Linked DNA regions of Homo sapiens: all the other regions are linked to region 1. A link is a contact called in ENCODE Hi-C or POLR2A ChIA-PET data. All regions are on one chromosome and are shown on one strand. Each heading gives the region's core, a stretch centred on a gene start or an enhancer-like site at or near the end of the contact. The rest is flanking DNA. Distances are from core to core; before and after follow the strand shown.

The links. Hi-C counts contacts between places; a loop is a spot of excess contacts on that map. ChIA-PET counts read pairs that join two places held with the same protein, here RNA polymerase II (POLR2A). Pooled maps may share reads with other maps.
Region 2: a map of endothelial cell of umbilical vein shows a loop between it and region 1 (19-fold over the local background). The contact joins the promoter of ZNF571-AS1 here to the promoter of ZNF420 in region 1. A Hi-C loop is called at or near these places in 1 of 168 maps with a recorded cell type or tissue (endothelial cell of umbilical vein), 6 of 37 single-sample maps with no recorded cell type and 5 of 50 pooled maps.
Region 3: a loop to region 1 is called in a map of naive thymus-derived CD4-positive, alpha-beta T cell, with 19 times the contacts of the local background. The contact joins the promoter of ZNF382 here to the promoter of ZNF420 in region 1. A Hi-C loop is called at or near these places in 2 of 168 maps with a recorded cell type or tissue (CD4-positive, alpha-beta memory T cell and naive thymus-derived CD4-positive, alpha-beta T cell), 2 of 37 single-sample maps with no recorded cell type and 10 of 50 pooled maps. POLR2A ChIA-PET finds 5 or more read pairs at or near these places in 7 of 52 experiments (CD4-positive, alpha-beta T cell, CD4-positive, alpha-beta memory T cell, HEK293 and 3 more).
Region 4: a loop to region 1 is called in a map of CD8-positive, alpha-beta T cell, with 15 times the contacts of the local background. The contact joins the promoter of ZNF850 here to the promoter of ZNF420 in region 1. A Hi-C loop is called at or near these places in 13 of 168 maps with a recorded cell type or tissue (B cell, CD4-positive, alpha-beta T cell, CD4-positive, alpha-beta memory T cell and 7 more), 24 of 37 single-sample maps with no recorded cell type and 30 of 50 pooled maps. POLR2A ChIA-PET finds 5 or more read pairs at or near these places in 2 of 52 experiments (HEK293 and WTC11).
Region 5: a map of CD8-positive, alpha-beta T cell shows a loop between it and region 1 (21-fold over the local background). The contact joins the promoter of ZNF790-AS1 here to the promoter of ZNF420 in region 1. A Hi-C loop is called at or near these places in 2 of 168 maps with a recorded cell type or tissue (both CD8-positive, alpha-beta T cell), 9 of 37 single-sample maps with no recorded cell type and 14 of 50 pooled maps. POLR2A ChIA-PET finds 5 or more read pairs at or near these places in 2 of 52 experiments (CD4-positive, alpha-beta T cell and WTC11).

The regions. Positions count from the first base shown.
Region 1 is chr19:37,077,141-37,079,746 of GRCh38, reverse strand. It overlaps ZNF420 (zinc finger protein 420), which reads right to left and starts at 1,314. Exons shown (of 5, transcript NM_144689.5): 1 at 1,177-1,314. It overlaps LOC105372390 (a long non-coding RNA gene), which reads left to right and starts at 1,550. Exons shown (of 2, transcript XR_001754095.2): 1 at 1,550-1,649. RefSeq lists an enhancer at 1,239-1,478 and a silencer at 1,569-1,858.
Region 2 is chr19:37,547,669-37,550,274 of GRCh38, reverse strand. It overlaps ZNF571-AS1 (ZNF571 antisense RNA 1), which reads right to left and starts at 1,326. Exons shown (of 6, transcript NR_038248.1): 1 at 1,120-1,326. LOC124904708 reads left to right here. Exons shown (of 2, transcript XR_007067248.1): 1 at 1-2,383.
Region 3 is chr19:36,604,004-36,606,609 of GRCh38, reverse strand. It overlaps ZNF382 (zinc finger protein 382), which reads right to left and starts at 1,297. Exons shown (of 5, transcript NM_032825.5): 1 at 1,263-1,297. It also overlaps a transcript of ZNF529 not described here. RefSeq lists enhancers at 846-905, 1,886-2,025 and a silencer at 1,266-1,325.
Region 4 is chr19:36,771,509-36,774,114 of GRCh38, reverse strand. ZNF850 (zinc finger protein 850) reads left to right here and starts at 1,308. Exons shown (of 5, transcript NM_001193552.2): 1 at 1,308-1,390. LOC728485 (a long non-coding RNA gene) reads right to left here and starts at 962. Exons shown (of 2, transcript NR_164117.1): 1 at 606-962. RefSeq lists enhancers at 1,048-1,207, 1,348-1,487 and a silencer at 1,474-1,768.
Region 5 is chr19:36,796,256-36,798,861 of GRCh38, reverse strand. ZNF790-AS1 (ZNF790 antisense RNA 1) reads right to left here and starts at 1,312. Exons shown (of 6, transcript NR_040027.1): 1 at 1,051-1,312. RefSeq lists an enhancer at 1,021-1,090 and silencers at 1,511-1,670, 1,681-1,750.

The DNA.
Region 1 (2,606 bases), core at 65-2,564:
CGCACAGCATCCAGTGGCTGTCTTGAAGGTATTATCAGCCCTAAAATTCTCATCCTAAGACCAGGTCTGTAACTTGCAAATAACTCCTATTCATCACTCAGGTGTCCAAATGTCTGACTTCCTTACTTCTTGCCACTTCCCTGCACCCAATCCCCTTAAGGCTATAAGGCAAGAGGACGCAGGGAAGAAGTCGTGAACTCGTAAGTAACTACATTTCCCAAGGTGAACCGAGGATGGATACAGAAATGAAGCAATACAGGCCATGGATGAAAGGGCAGCCACTGTGGTCAAATCAAAAAGTCCTTAAGTCCTCAGAGCCACATGGGAGGAGCACAGAGCCACATGGGACTCACAATCCATAGGCAGACCTCAGCCCCAAATGAACCCCAGAAATACCAAAAAGAAATTTACTTCTGTACTGGACTAAACCCCCATAAGGTCACAGAATATACAAATGGCCACATAAAGTCACACATAATCACATTTCCACAGTTACACAGCTAGAGGCACAATCACCCAATTATGCTACATTGTTAGACCACCTTGTCTCAAACAAAATCCCATTAAGTACAAGGCATATAATTACATCCAAGCACCTTGTCAGAGACACATACCGCCAAAAACACCCTTTCAAAGCTGCAATTTTAGTCTCTTTACACAGTCATGAAAACAGCACACACAACCCCACAGTCACACACAATCAGACAGTCACCCAACCCAGTACGAAATCAGGGAAACACGCGGTAATAAACACCGTGTCACAGCAACACTGTCACACACCTTAAATTTACTGGCAAATCCATCCCACGATATCAGGTTTACACACAACCTCAAAGTGACACAAGAACATCCAAACACTCTTGTCACAACTGTCACACACTTCATAGTCACAGGCAAACCCCAATTATACACGCGGCACACATAAAATCACAGTCACATAAGTATATCCCAGCCAGGTAAGCAAACAGTCACAAACACCCTCAGAGTCACAACTCACACTCATACAAATGCTCATACACAAAACCACAGCCACACACGTCCAGTCGTGTATGCACAGGCAGTCGCCAATACCAGGCAGGCTGTAGCCTGCACACAAAACCGGAGACACGGCCACACGAGTAACCCCAGCGACGCTTTCTCCGCGCGTGTCCGCTCCGGCATCCCGGACACTCCTACCTTGACAGAGGTGCAGTTCAGGGTCCAAGATCTGGCTCCCGGGTTCCAAGCCCAATTTCGGGTTCGCCAGCCCAGCAGGTGCGGAGCCAAGCTCCTCCACAGACGCGGCCCTCTCCCCACGCGAGGCCTCCAAATCTCGCAAACTAACGGAAATGAAGCTACGCTCCGGGAGCGGTGCCTCTGGGAAATGTAGTCCAGCGCTCCGGACGCCGTGCCTCTGGGAAATGTAGTCCAGCGCTTGGCTAGCCGGCCAGAACGCCAGGAGGCCCGGGCCGCTCACCCCTCGAGGGGCTCGTGGGCTCGGCCTGTGGAACCTGCTTGTCCCGCCTGCAGCGCCCCGGAGGTTTCTGGGAGTGCCCGCCCGCCCGCGCTCAGTGCGCAGGCGTCAGACGCTCAGGGCCTGCGAGAGCGAGCTGAGTGGTCCCAGGGTCTACCCCTGGCAGGAGAGAGGGTGGGACCCGCCGGCCAGGCAGGTGCGGGGGAGGAGCTGGGGCCGGTGCGGGGACCCGCCGGAACCTCGGATTTGCAGAGGACCCTGTGTGTGCCCTCCCAGGCCCTTGGGGTGTGTGTGACAATGGGAGATGCCAGGTGGACTGAGAGTCTTTCCGTGGCCGGGTGTGTATGGTTGTGTTTCTGCCTGTGTGTGATTCTTCCTGCTGTGGGGTGTGAGGTGATTTGTACTTTAAGCTGCGTAGTAATGGGATTTTATAACTGTGTAGAATCGTCTAACAGAGTAAGACGATTTTACACAGATCTCTATTGTGGTTTGCTTATGAAGGGTATCTGTATGTATATCTGCTTTTTTGTGTGTGGCCGTAATTGAGTAACTGGTGATCTGTGTTATATAAACGTGCTTTCTTTGTGCTTGTATTTCAGTGTCTGTAAGGGTGCCAAGAGCAAATGAGCTGTGTGTGATCGTGTGTGACAGTGAAAATACTATGGCCAAGTTATTTCTTCCTTAAATAGTAATGTAATAATCTGGAAAAGATAATCAATTTATCTGACAAGTAATTTAGACATCATTTTTCTATTGGATCAAATATATGTGTTATCGGGAAGAATCCAAAATTAACGTAGTTTTTTCTTTGTTTTTAGAAAGATTATTTCAAAACCAGTCCTAGGGTAACTGCCTTTTCCTCTGCCACAGCAGGCCAAAAGTAGATATCCATTATTTTCTAATTAGAGGGTAAAGTTTCTCTTATTACTGGGTACGGTTGAGAGGCCATCAACTAATAAAATAATAAAACAACGTTATACATAAGAAGAGTGAATTTTAGCACAGTACAGCACTAGTCAGATTTCCCAAATTCTAGGTCAAACACTTGTCCTCATTTTCTGATGAGAAAACCTTGGCCGGCAGAAAGTAACTTAAGGCTGTAGAGTTTGTTGGTAAACCTGAACTTATTTTTACTTACTTCAAGACCTCTTGG
Region 2 (2,606 bases), core at 77-2,576, 470 kb before region 1:
GGAAAGCTACGGGCACCCACGGTTCCAAGAGCATCACAGCTACCCAGTCATTAAGAAATGTGAGTGTTGAGAAGGAAACACTCATCACCTACGTCCCCGCCAAGGTGGTCCTGGACGAACTGGGAAACATTTGCTGTGAAGGACGTTCTGGAGGACTGTGAGCCAGACCAAGGAAAACCTGGGCCGACGAGAATCAGGGAAGGCAAGAAAAGAGGGAGAACAGAGTAGAGGCCGCAGCCCAGGCAGGATCAATCCATCCCACTCCCATGTGCCTCGGGGAACCAGGGTCCAACAGGGGACCTGGCCAGAAAGGCGACAGTCTTCGGTCCAAAGGTTCTCCGAACACTCGTGTCTTCTATCGCCAGCACAGCGCCATGGTGTGGACAGGTTGTACAGTGAAGAGGAAAAGGGGATGGCGTTGGAAACAGTTTCTTTGACATCTGTCTGCACCTGTTCTGCAGGTGAAGGTGCGAGACCTCCTCCACACCTCAGCGGATTGTATCTTCACCCCCATCTGACCTTTTTTCTGCACACATCCTTTAATCCAGAATGAAATCTGAAGAGGATGAAGGAGTGCCCGCCTCAGGTCCTGAAGCTGCGACTCCGCCAGCCACCGAATTAGAAGTGGGCTCAAGGGGGTACTGAGGACAGGACAGCTAGGGTCCGTCCAGCCTTGGGTGTGCCGCAGGACCATGGGCCCCTGGAGGAATTTGTTCTTGGTTGTCGTGTGCTGGTCTTCTTTCTGGAAGAGTGGGCGGCTTGGGAGGGGAGGTGATTTGGACGTTTGCGGGTCGCAGCCAGCCCCCCACTTCACCGAGGCTTTAGGAACCAAGAGCGAAACAAAGAACGCTTGCCCCGCAACCCAAGCCCGGCCAAAGAGACGGGCGCATCAGAGCGTAGGCGAACTACAGAGAAACCGCGCTTCACTGCACGAGCCACATTTCTTTCACCGCACACCACACACACACTCACACGCACACACAGAAAGACACACGGAAACATCCAACAGTCGCACAGAAACACACACAGCCAGGCAGCTCCTGAGGCTGCGCGGTTCTGCTCTCTGCCAGGAAACCCCTCCGGAAAGAGAGCGCCCCGGGGAACACAGGCAGGCCGTACCTCGAAATCCCAGCGGGGACACCTGTCAGGGAGACGCACCCTCACACCGCCCATGCATGCCCGACGCATCTTTGGGATCCTTAGGGATCACGTGGTGCTTCCTTGAATCTCCGCTTGAGGTTTCTTCAGGCAGGTTCGGCCTTGCCCGACTCCTAGGATCGCAGGACCATGGCGACGATCCCGCGGAGAGGGGACGCACTGCCACAGACGCCTGGGGGCCAAGCCGCTGGGGCCAGTCCCCCGGCAACGGTGGCGGTTACTGTGACGCGAGTCCCCCCTCAGCGCTAGCGCCTGGTGATCGCGCCTGGTACGTGCACTTTCGCGTTCCCGGTTTGTGGGCCGCATTGTCAGGGCTCTCAGGCTGCAGCCCAATAGGAAAACAGTGGAGGCCGTGCAGGCGGCGGTTCGGGGAAGGAGACTGCATGCGACAAGCAGCGCAGGACCCTGACTGTCGTGACCTCAGTGCCTCCTTGAGCCGACCTCGTGTTTGGGTCCGGGTGTAGGAGGAGGTGCTTCAGACCGTGAGGTGGGCACTCGGGATTGCTCTTCTGATTTGATTCTGGACTGGAATCAAATTGGAATTGACCCGGAATTGGGTCCCACGGGGCTGGGGAACCAATCTGGTGAGGTGTGGAGGGGTCGCTGGTGCACAGAAACATACCGGATACCCTCGGGGTGGGTGTCAGCAGAACATTCCTCGGCTCCATGAGCTGACTGCCTCCCTTTGATCTGGGCCTCCCAGGGCTCTTCCTGCGTCTCCAAGCTCAGGGGCTCCTGCTTCTCAGCACTGCTGTCTGGAAAAGGCGGGAACGAGGACTAAGGCAAGCCCAGTGTGGGGCAGAGATGGCAACACCTGGAACTAGCTTTTCATGGGGGCAGATAATGTGGAGAGTGTCCCAATTACATCTCCCTTTATTCTATCCCATACTACTAAACCCCACCAGCTATTTGCCTACAAACTGTGTATCAGTCAGGACATCAGGACACCAAGATAAAGGACTAGAGTTTGGTAATCAACTACTGGCTCCTCCAGCAGCTCAGAATGTGGCCTGTATGCATCACTTCACTTAATTCATTCAAGAAATGCTGACTGAGTTCCTGCTGTGTGTTGGACACTTTCTTAGAAGTGGGACACACTGCAGTGTGTGGGACAAAGGCTGGGCCGCTCATTGCTTATGTTCTAGTTGAAGAGAGAGTCAATCAACAACATTCTACTTTCAGACATTGATAAATGCTGTCATGAAAAGACAAGGAACATGAAAAGGTAAGAAAAGGGATGGAGAGAGATGGGATGAGGGGTGCCTGGGCAGACAATGCAATGATCTGGCAAAAGAGTAGGACAATCATGAGACTGCATGTGTTCCAGTTTCTGCTGCTGTAAAACAGCATCCACAGGTTACATCTTTACTATTCTGTTACATACATACTATTATTTAAATAAAAAATAGTACTAGTTAACTGTGAAAATTGCAATTAATAGGGCAGAT
Region 3 (2,606 bases), core at 48-2,547, 470 kb after region 1:
GCGGGGGGAGGGGATCACTTGAGGTCAGGAGTTCAAGACCAGCCTGGGCAACATGGTGAAACCCCATCTCTACTAAAAATACAAAAACTAGCCGAGCGTGGTGGCACAAGCCTGTAGTCCCAGCTACTCAGGAAGCTGGGGCAGGAGAATCACTTGAACTTCAGAGGTAGAGGTGGCAGTGAGCAGAGATCATGCCACTACACTCCAGCCTGGGCAAAAGAGCAAGACCTTGTCTTAAAACAAACAAAAAACAACAACAAAAGTGGTAGTTATGGTAAAAAAAAAAAAAAAAAAAAAATTTCCTGCATGTCCCCAATGGAATGCTATTCATTTCAACATACTGGTTTTAGTTAATATGGTGTTTCCAGGAAATGAATCTGGGAATTATGAAAATCATCTCTTCCCCTCTGATACTGTTATCTCTATTTTATTTGCTAAATTGCTACTTAGTTACAGTTTTGGAGGCAGGCTTAATGGCTACTATTCAGATAATCAAGTCTTACATAACCAACTAGCCATGGTCATAACAGAGTTCCTCAATCATTCAAATATTTAGGTCACTAAGGCCACAAAACCACCAGAAGTAACAGTAGGTTACAAACACATGCAGAGTCACAGTCAATCAAACATCCTTCAGAGAACCACCAACCTACAGGCCCCACTTGTCATTCACAACCTCAGACAGCAGCTAACACGACTCCAGGCAGTCACAACCACACCTACAAATCACTTGCAATTCTCCACACTCAAAGGCAGTCTCAAATGCGACTCACACCTAATCTAAAAATAGACACACGCAGAGGAAACCTCGCGCAGCAACACTACTCCGTTCACTTTTCACACACAATCGGCCACAACATCCCAAAGAGAGGCAAGCACCTAAAATGCAGCAGGTTGGGCGCAGGAGGCCACCCCTATTCAGCGCGCGCCCGCGCGCGCGAACACACAGCGCCCGCTCCGCGCGGGGACCCGCCGCCAGCGATGGCGCTTCCGCGGGATCAGAACGGGCAAAATCCCCCTTCGCGGAGCTCGCTCCGGGTCACCCTCAAGGTCACGCCCATGGACCACGCCCGAGGCCCGGCTCGTACAGATCGGAGCGTCTGGATACCGCGGTCCCGGTTTCCTCCTCAGAATTTCCAGGCCCGGCTCGGACTCTTGGTTACCTCCCTGGCCTCCCCACCCGGTTCCGCGTCCTTAGACAGCTCTCCCGGAACGGAGCTCCCAGTGCCCTCCTTGGCCTCCTCAGCACCCCTGGCACCCACCAAGCCTCACCCCCGGCCCAGGGTGAGTCGTCTGCGCCTGCGCACTCGCGCGTGGGCCTGAGCTCCCAGGAGTCTCCGGGGCGGCCCGTTAGTCGCCGCGCGGTGCTAGCTGCCGGCGCTCCCCTCCGTTTGCACCCACGGCCGCCCTATTGCGGCTGGCACTACGCTTCTGCCAGGACCCCGGCTCCCTTTTCCGTTGACCTGGTGTTCGTTTTCCATGTGGTGAGTTGAGGTGACCCGGGTCTGGATGCGAGAAGAGCTCACGGCAGGGGACCTGGGTTCATGGGACGCGGAGAGGGTTTGTGGAGGCAGAAGCCCCAGGCCTGTGTGCAAGTCACCTGCTGGGGAGGGAGACTGTGTGATTGTGTTTGTGTGTGCCGTTCTGTGGCTGCGTCCGTGTGTGGTGGTGTGAGTGGGCGCGCCTGTGATGGTCCCGGGGGGGCGGGGGGTGTGCACAGCAGGGGGTGTGTGTGCACAGCAGGTGCACAGCCCGGGACAGCCCTGACTGTCCCCGATTGGGCCCGCGGGACTGAGTGGGGGCGGGGCCGTTTGTGTGACGGCGCTGAGCGGTGACTATGAATGTGTCATGCTGTTATCAGTGATCCTGTGACAGCGCTGTTGTGACCCACTGGAGACTGTGATCAAAACTGGCCTGGTGCAGCTTTTGTAGAGTTTGATTTCTGCAGTTCTGGGGCTCAGGAATACGTGGACAAGGTCCCCGTATGGCTCGATCTGTGTCTGTGAAGACTCTGAGACCTTCTGTTCTAAAGCATGGCCCCTGTCGCTTTCATAATGCATAATACACAGTGGCATGCAGCCTCGCCAACCTCTGGGGCCAATTTTAAGTTACGTGGTTTCTTGGAGTTTGTTATACTGGGATTTCTTTCACTGCCTCAGTCATTTCACCTTATAACCACGTTGCACAGTGTGCAGTCAAATGGCTATCGAAAAGAAAGTTGGATATTTGAGATCCAGAATGAAGTTTCCAACTGAAAAAGCACAGCCTTGTGTTTCACATGGACAAGGCTGTGTTCTGATATGCACAGCCTCGTGTTTGATATGGAGATGTTAGAGCTGGAATTGCTCCCAAGGCAAGGTTCTGGGAAGATATGATATTGAGGCCCCAGGAGTAGGATTCGTTTCTCCAAAGATTTTGTGTGTGTGTGTGAGATGGAGTTTTGCTCTTGTTGCCCAGGCTGGAGTGCAGTGGCGCAATCTCGGCTCATTGCAACCTCCGCCTTCCGGGTTCAAGCAATTCTCCTGCCTCAGCCTCCCGAGTAGCTGGGATTACAGGCATGCACCACCATGCCCGGCTCATTTTTGTATTTTTAGTAGAGACGGGGT
Region 4 (2,606 bases), core at 59-2,558, 310 kb after region 1:
TCTGTGGAAAATTAAAGTTTTAGTGGTTTGCTATTTGTGAAATACAGGCTTTTTCATGTATCATATTAGCATATAAGCTGGCTTAATCATTAGTACTGATCTTCAAGTTACTAAGACACCAGATATTTGTTACTTTGTAATTTGAGTTTTTAAAAAAATTCCGAAATTGGCTTTTCGATGTGTGAAAAGGACTACTTATTAGATGCTTGTTTTTAAATTTACATTCAATTAATTAAAGCTAGACTCTTTATATTCTTAGGCTTGGTATACTATTTGTATGTTTTGTAGTAAGTGTATAAAAATAATACCTTTGACTTTGTATAAAAAAAATCTTTCTTGCTTTAAAAGCCATGTTGGATTTGCATTCTAGACCGTAATAAATATAACTACTTTAACATAAAAATCTATTTATGTTGTTTATCAGATATTAGGGGTTTTTTTCCCTCTCCTGTCAACCTCCAAATAAAATCGATGCTCCAGAATGATGCCCTCTTATCATAATTTTACAAATACCTGGCTCCAAGGTTACTACCTGATACAAAAATACAATGCTGGTCTCCCAAACAGGCAACTCACATTGACACTCACACAGCTTCCACTCACACCTGCGATCACAAGGCAGCATCTTCGGGCCCTCGTCGGCCACGATCCGCTCCCAGAGAGCATTCGCGCACAATCTTATCCCATCCACGATTTTGATTCCTTTTCTCCCACTTCTTCAACCCTATCCGGGACGAGACCATCAGGTCCCACCTCCACCTTCACCTTCATTTTCCGCGCAATGCAGACTGAGCCCTGGACTCACCCATATACAGATTGAATTGTCCGGTCAGTGTTTCATCCCCTCTGCATTCTGAGGGCGAGTTAGCATCTGGGTGCATGAGTTCCAAACTAACAGCCAGGACCAGGCTTGGAGCCAAGAATCCTTTGGCTCGCATCGTGGCTGGGTTGACCGCTTTTCTGCCCTGGACTACATTTCCCATCGGTTCTACCGTTCGGGGCTACTTCCGCCGAGAACCGGAAGCACGTTTTCCTGTGTCTTACCCCAGATAACAGAGCTGCCAGGGATAATCAGGCCTGACCACTCTAGCGGGCGAGCCGGCCCCATAGCGAGCCGCTCGGCATGAGGGCTCTGCGATCCTCGTTGGAGAGGAGCGGTAAAAGGAAACAAGCCAGGCTTGGAAATGAGAGGCATAGGGAAGCCCGCAGTCGGGCTCTGGACTACATTTCCCAGAGGATCCCGCAGGCCGACGCCACGTCTCGCGAGATTTTGGCTTCCTCTTAGCCAGGTGGCGGGACCGTTTGCTGTGCCGATTTAGCTGCCGCCGCGCCTTGGAGTCCTGAGGAACTTGGCTAGGCTGGCCCCGAGCGGAACCAGAGAATGCTGAGGGTGAGGAATCCGGCTCCGGTCCTTTTGTGTGTGGAGGGCTGAGGAGAGGAGTTTGCGTGTGTGATCGCGATGGCTGCCGTGGGTCTCCGTGGTCTGTGACTGTGGCTGTGTGGTGCTGACTCTGGGTGATCAGGTGGGCGCTTGTGACTGTGCGCGCCCGGAGTGGGTGTGTGTGTCCTGGACGACCCTCGTTGTGCGTGCGGATGTGAAGAACCGGTGACTGTGTGGTTGGACTGCGTGTCCCGGGGTGGGTGTGTGACTTTGCGTGTCTGTGCAGTACCTTGTGTGCGTGAGTTGCAGGTCTGTGGCTGTGCAAGTGCAACTTGTGTGGCCCCTTGGTGTATGTGAGAGAGGAGAGTGTGATTGGCTGTGAGGCAGTGGGTAAGTGGATATGCGGAGGCATGTGTGCGATTGGGACTTTGTGTGTCCCCTTGAGAGAAAAAACTCTTTAGGCAGTTAGGGTGGGACCTTGGTAAAAGTCCTTTAAACAGAGAAACAGCCTGAAAAATCAGGCTGCAGGCATACATAAGGAAAACTCCACAGGGGGGTTGTCCTGAAGACATTCCTCAGCTGCACTGATAAGGGACCGAGGCCCAACATAGAAACGCCTTTGTCCTTTGTGTGACCAGCGGGCTTCCACGAAATAGTCGCTTCTTTTGTGGGCATGTACACGGTGGGCTCTGTTAGATTTTGAAGGGAAGGCGAGGGTTAAAGAAAGAGAGAGAGTTGGCGGCTCTATGGCGGGGACCAACTAAATGCCAGAGCCCACTGCCGCTTCCAGGCTGGGGTAATTACAGGCCTGGGCAGGAGGGGTCTGGGCGGTATGGCTTGTTGCCTGGGAGAAAGTTGATAAGGATGTTTCTTGGGCTTTTGCCCAGCAGGATGTGATAAGGAAGTCAGGCGGTTGGGAAGGATGTTTCGCACAGCCCAAACCCGGGTGGAATGTTTCCCTCTGACCAGGGTCTGTGAAATGGTGGGGGCTTACGAAACGGTGCAGCTTGGACTAACAGGTTCCGGCGGCCACTTTCCTTTTTTGGACATGCTTTAGACTGTGAGCGCGGCCTCTTTGAATCATAACTTCACCCCCTCATTGGTCCCGGGCCAAGCTTTCACTTCAGCCCCTGATTGGTCCCGGGCCAAACTTTCACTTCAGCTCCTGATTGGTCCCGGCCCAAACTTTCACTTCAGCTCCTGATTGGTCCCGGGCCAAACTTTC
Region 5 (2,606 bases), core at 63-2,562, 280 kb after region 1:
GCTCTCACATAACCAGAAAAACTTAGCTTAATTTTAGTAACAATGTCAGAAGCACAAGCGTGCTGAGAATTAAGAACAAGGCCTTTGAAGAATGTGGGGACTGTTTTATAAAGCACTGAATCTTCACACCTCATGAAGACAGAGACCTGGAGCCTACAGGTGTCTCATTCACACTATGAAATAAATCCTACAAAAGTAAGAGATCCACTAACTTTTTAAAGGATTTAGGAAGATATATATATGAAATCAGCCAGGTGCGGTGGATCACACCTGTAATCCCAGCACTCTGGGAGGCCGAGGCGGGCAGATCACCCCAGGTCGGGAGTTCGAGACCAGCTTGACCAACATAAAGAAACCCCATCTCTACTAAAAATACAAAATTAGCTGGACGTGGTGGCACATGCCTATAATCCCAGCTACTCGTGAGGCTGAGGCAGGAGAATCGCTTCAACCCGGGAGGCGGAGGTTGCAGTGAGCAGAGATTGCACCATTGCACTCCAGCCTGGGCAACGAGAGCGAAATTCCGTCTCAAAAAAAAATAATAATAAAAAATAAAAGTTGTTTCTTTCACAAAAGTTACTCTACATACGTGCTCCAAAAATAAGATTTCAAAGACACTGGGGAAAATACTACTACTAAGATATCAAAACCAGGAACTTACTTCCTTTAAAACAATTCCAAACTAACTCGCTGCGCCTTTCACAGAAATTTCCCACAAGAAATATGATTTTATAAAGCCTGAGAAGTTGCTGCTGTTAGGAAAACCACCAAAACTAAAAATTGGTTTAATTAGCAACAACAACAAAATGCCATTTTAACTGGCTGTCCTTATCAGAGACAGTCCACTAAATAATGCAACTGGCAAAACGTGAGATTTTTTAAAGGGTGGGGTGCTTTATTATAAACATAATATAAACCAGGAATGTATTTTATTTAATAAACCTCAACCTGCCGGTCACTCCCTCCCTTCGAGGCGTTCTGCAACAGAACACCTGGCTAGAAATAAAAGGGCGTTTTACCCCAGTGGGATGAAAAAGCCCCGTTTTTTACCTTTAATCGCGAGACAATACGGGTCAGAGGTCAGGAAATTATGTCAGCACCAATGCGGGCGCCCACGAGTGCGGTGGACCGATGTGGAAGGGCCGGGACGCAGCCCGAGTCCCAGTTCCCGCCGTAGCGATGGCCGATTTCCCAGCCGCGGACGCTGAAAGCGAGGACTCCACGCCGATGACCCTTCGGCGTACCATGTCCGGCGGGCGCTTGGCCAAACAGCCCAAGACTGCGGAATCACACTCGCCACTGTGTACCTGGACGCCATCTGCAGACCCAGCGCCTGCGGGGATTCCGGAAACGGGAGAGCGGGCTTCCGGAAACGGTGACCAATGGGAAACGTGATCAGATGTTACTAGGCGAACAGTCCGTTTCCAGGCAACACAGAAGGAAGAGACGCTCTCAGTCACCCTAAAATAGACGGAGCTTTCAGCCAATGGATATGCAGGTTTGCTCCAGATTAGCCAATAAGAAGTGTTTGGGGCCGGCCGAGCGCGGCGGCTCACGCCTGTAATCCCAGCACTTTGGGAGGCCGAGGCGGGCGGATCACGAGGTCAGAAGATCGAGACCATCCTGGCTAACACGGTGAAACCCCGTCTCTACTAAAAATACGAAAAATTAACCAGACGTGGTGGCGGGCGCCTATAGTCCCAGCTACTCGGGAAGCTGAGGCCGCAGAATGGCGTGAACCCGGGAGGCGGAGCTTGCAGTGAGCGGATATCACGCCACTGCACTCCTGCCTGGGCGACAGAGCGAAACTCGGTTTCAAAAAACAAAAGAAGTGCTTGTGGCCGACCTTCCTACAAGCACAGCAGAAACTTTCCTGCGCATTTCTGCGCTGGAACGCCTACCCGCCGCGCCAAACCAAAACTTTGCAATCACGTTTGGTGCTGTTTCCTGCACTTTCTTGGAGATTAGCACCAGGCGCTGGAGACCCTCCCACCTCGCCCACGCCCACCGCCCGGTGAACACCGAGACCCAACCTTGTGCACCGCCAGTCTTGTGATCAACAAACAGGCTAGTAAAGTATAAAAATAAAATAAAGGAAATGTAGTCGGGCGTGGTGGCGTGCGCCTGTAATCCCAGCTACTCCGGAGGTTGATGCAGGAGAATCGCTTGAACCTGGGAGGTAGAGGTTGCGGTGAGCCGAGATCGCGCCACTGCATTCCAGCTTGGACAGCAAGAGCGAAACTCCGTCTGAACATAGTAAAATAAAATAAAGGAAATGGGGCCGGGCGCGGTGGCTCACGCCTGTAGTTCCAGCACTTTGGGAGGCCGAGGCGGGCCGATTACTTGAGGTCAGGAGTTAGAGAACAGTCCGGCCGCCAACATGATGAAACCCCCGTCTGTACTAAAAATACAAAAATTAGCCAGGCGTGCTGGCGGGCGCCTGTAATCCCACCTAGTCGGGAGGCGGAGGCACAAGAATCGCGTGAACCGGAGAGTTGGAGAGTTGGAGAGTTGGAGAGTTGGAGAGTTGGAGAGTTGGAGGTTGCAGTGAGCCGGAGGTTGCAGTGAGCCGGAGAGGCGGAGGTTGCAGTGAGCCGAGATCCCGC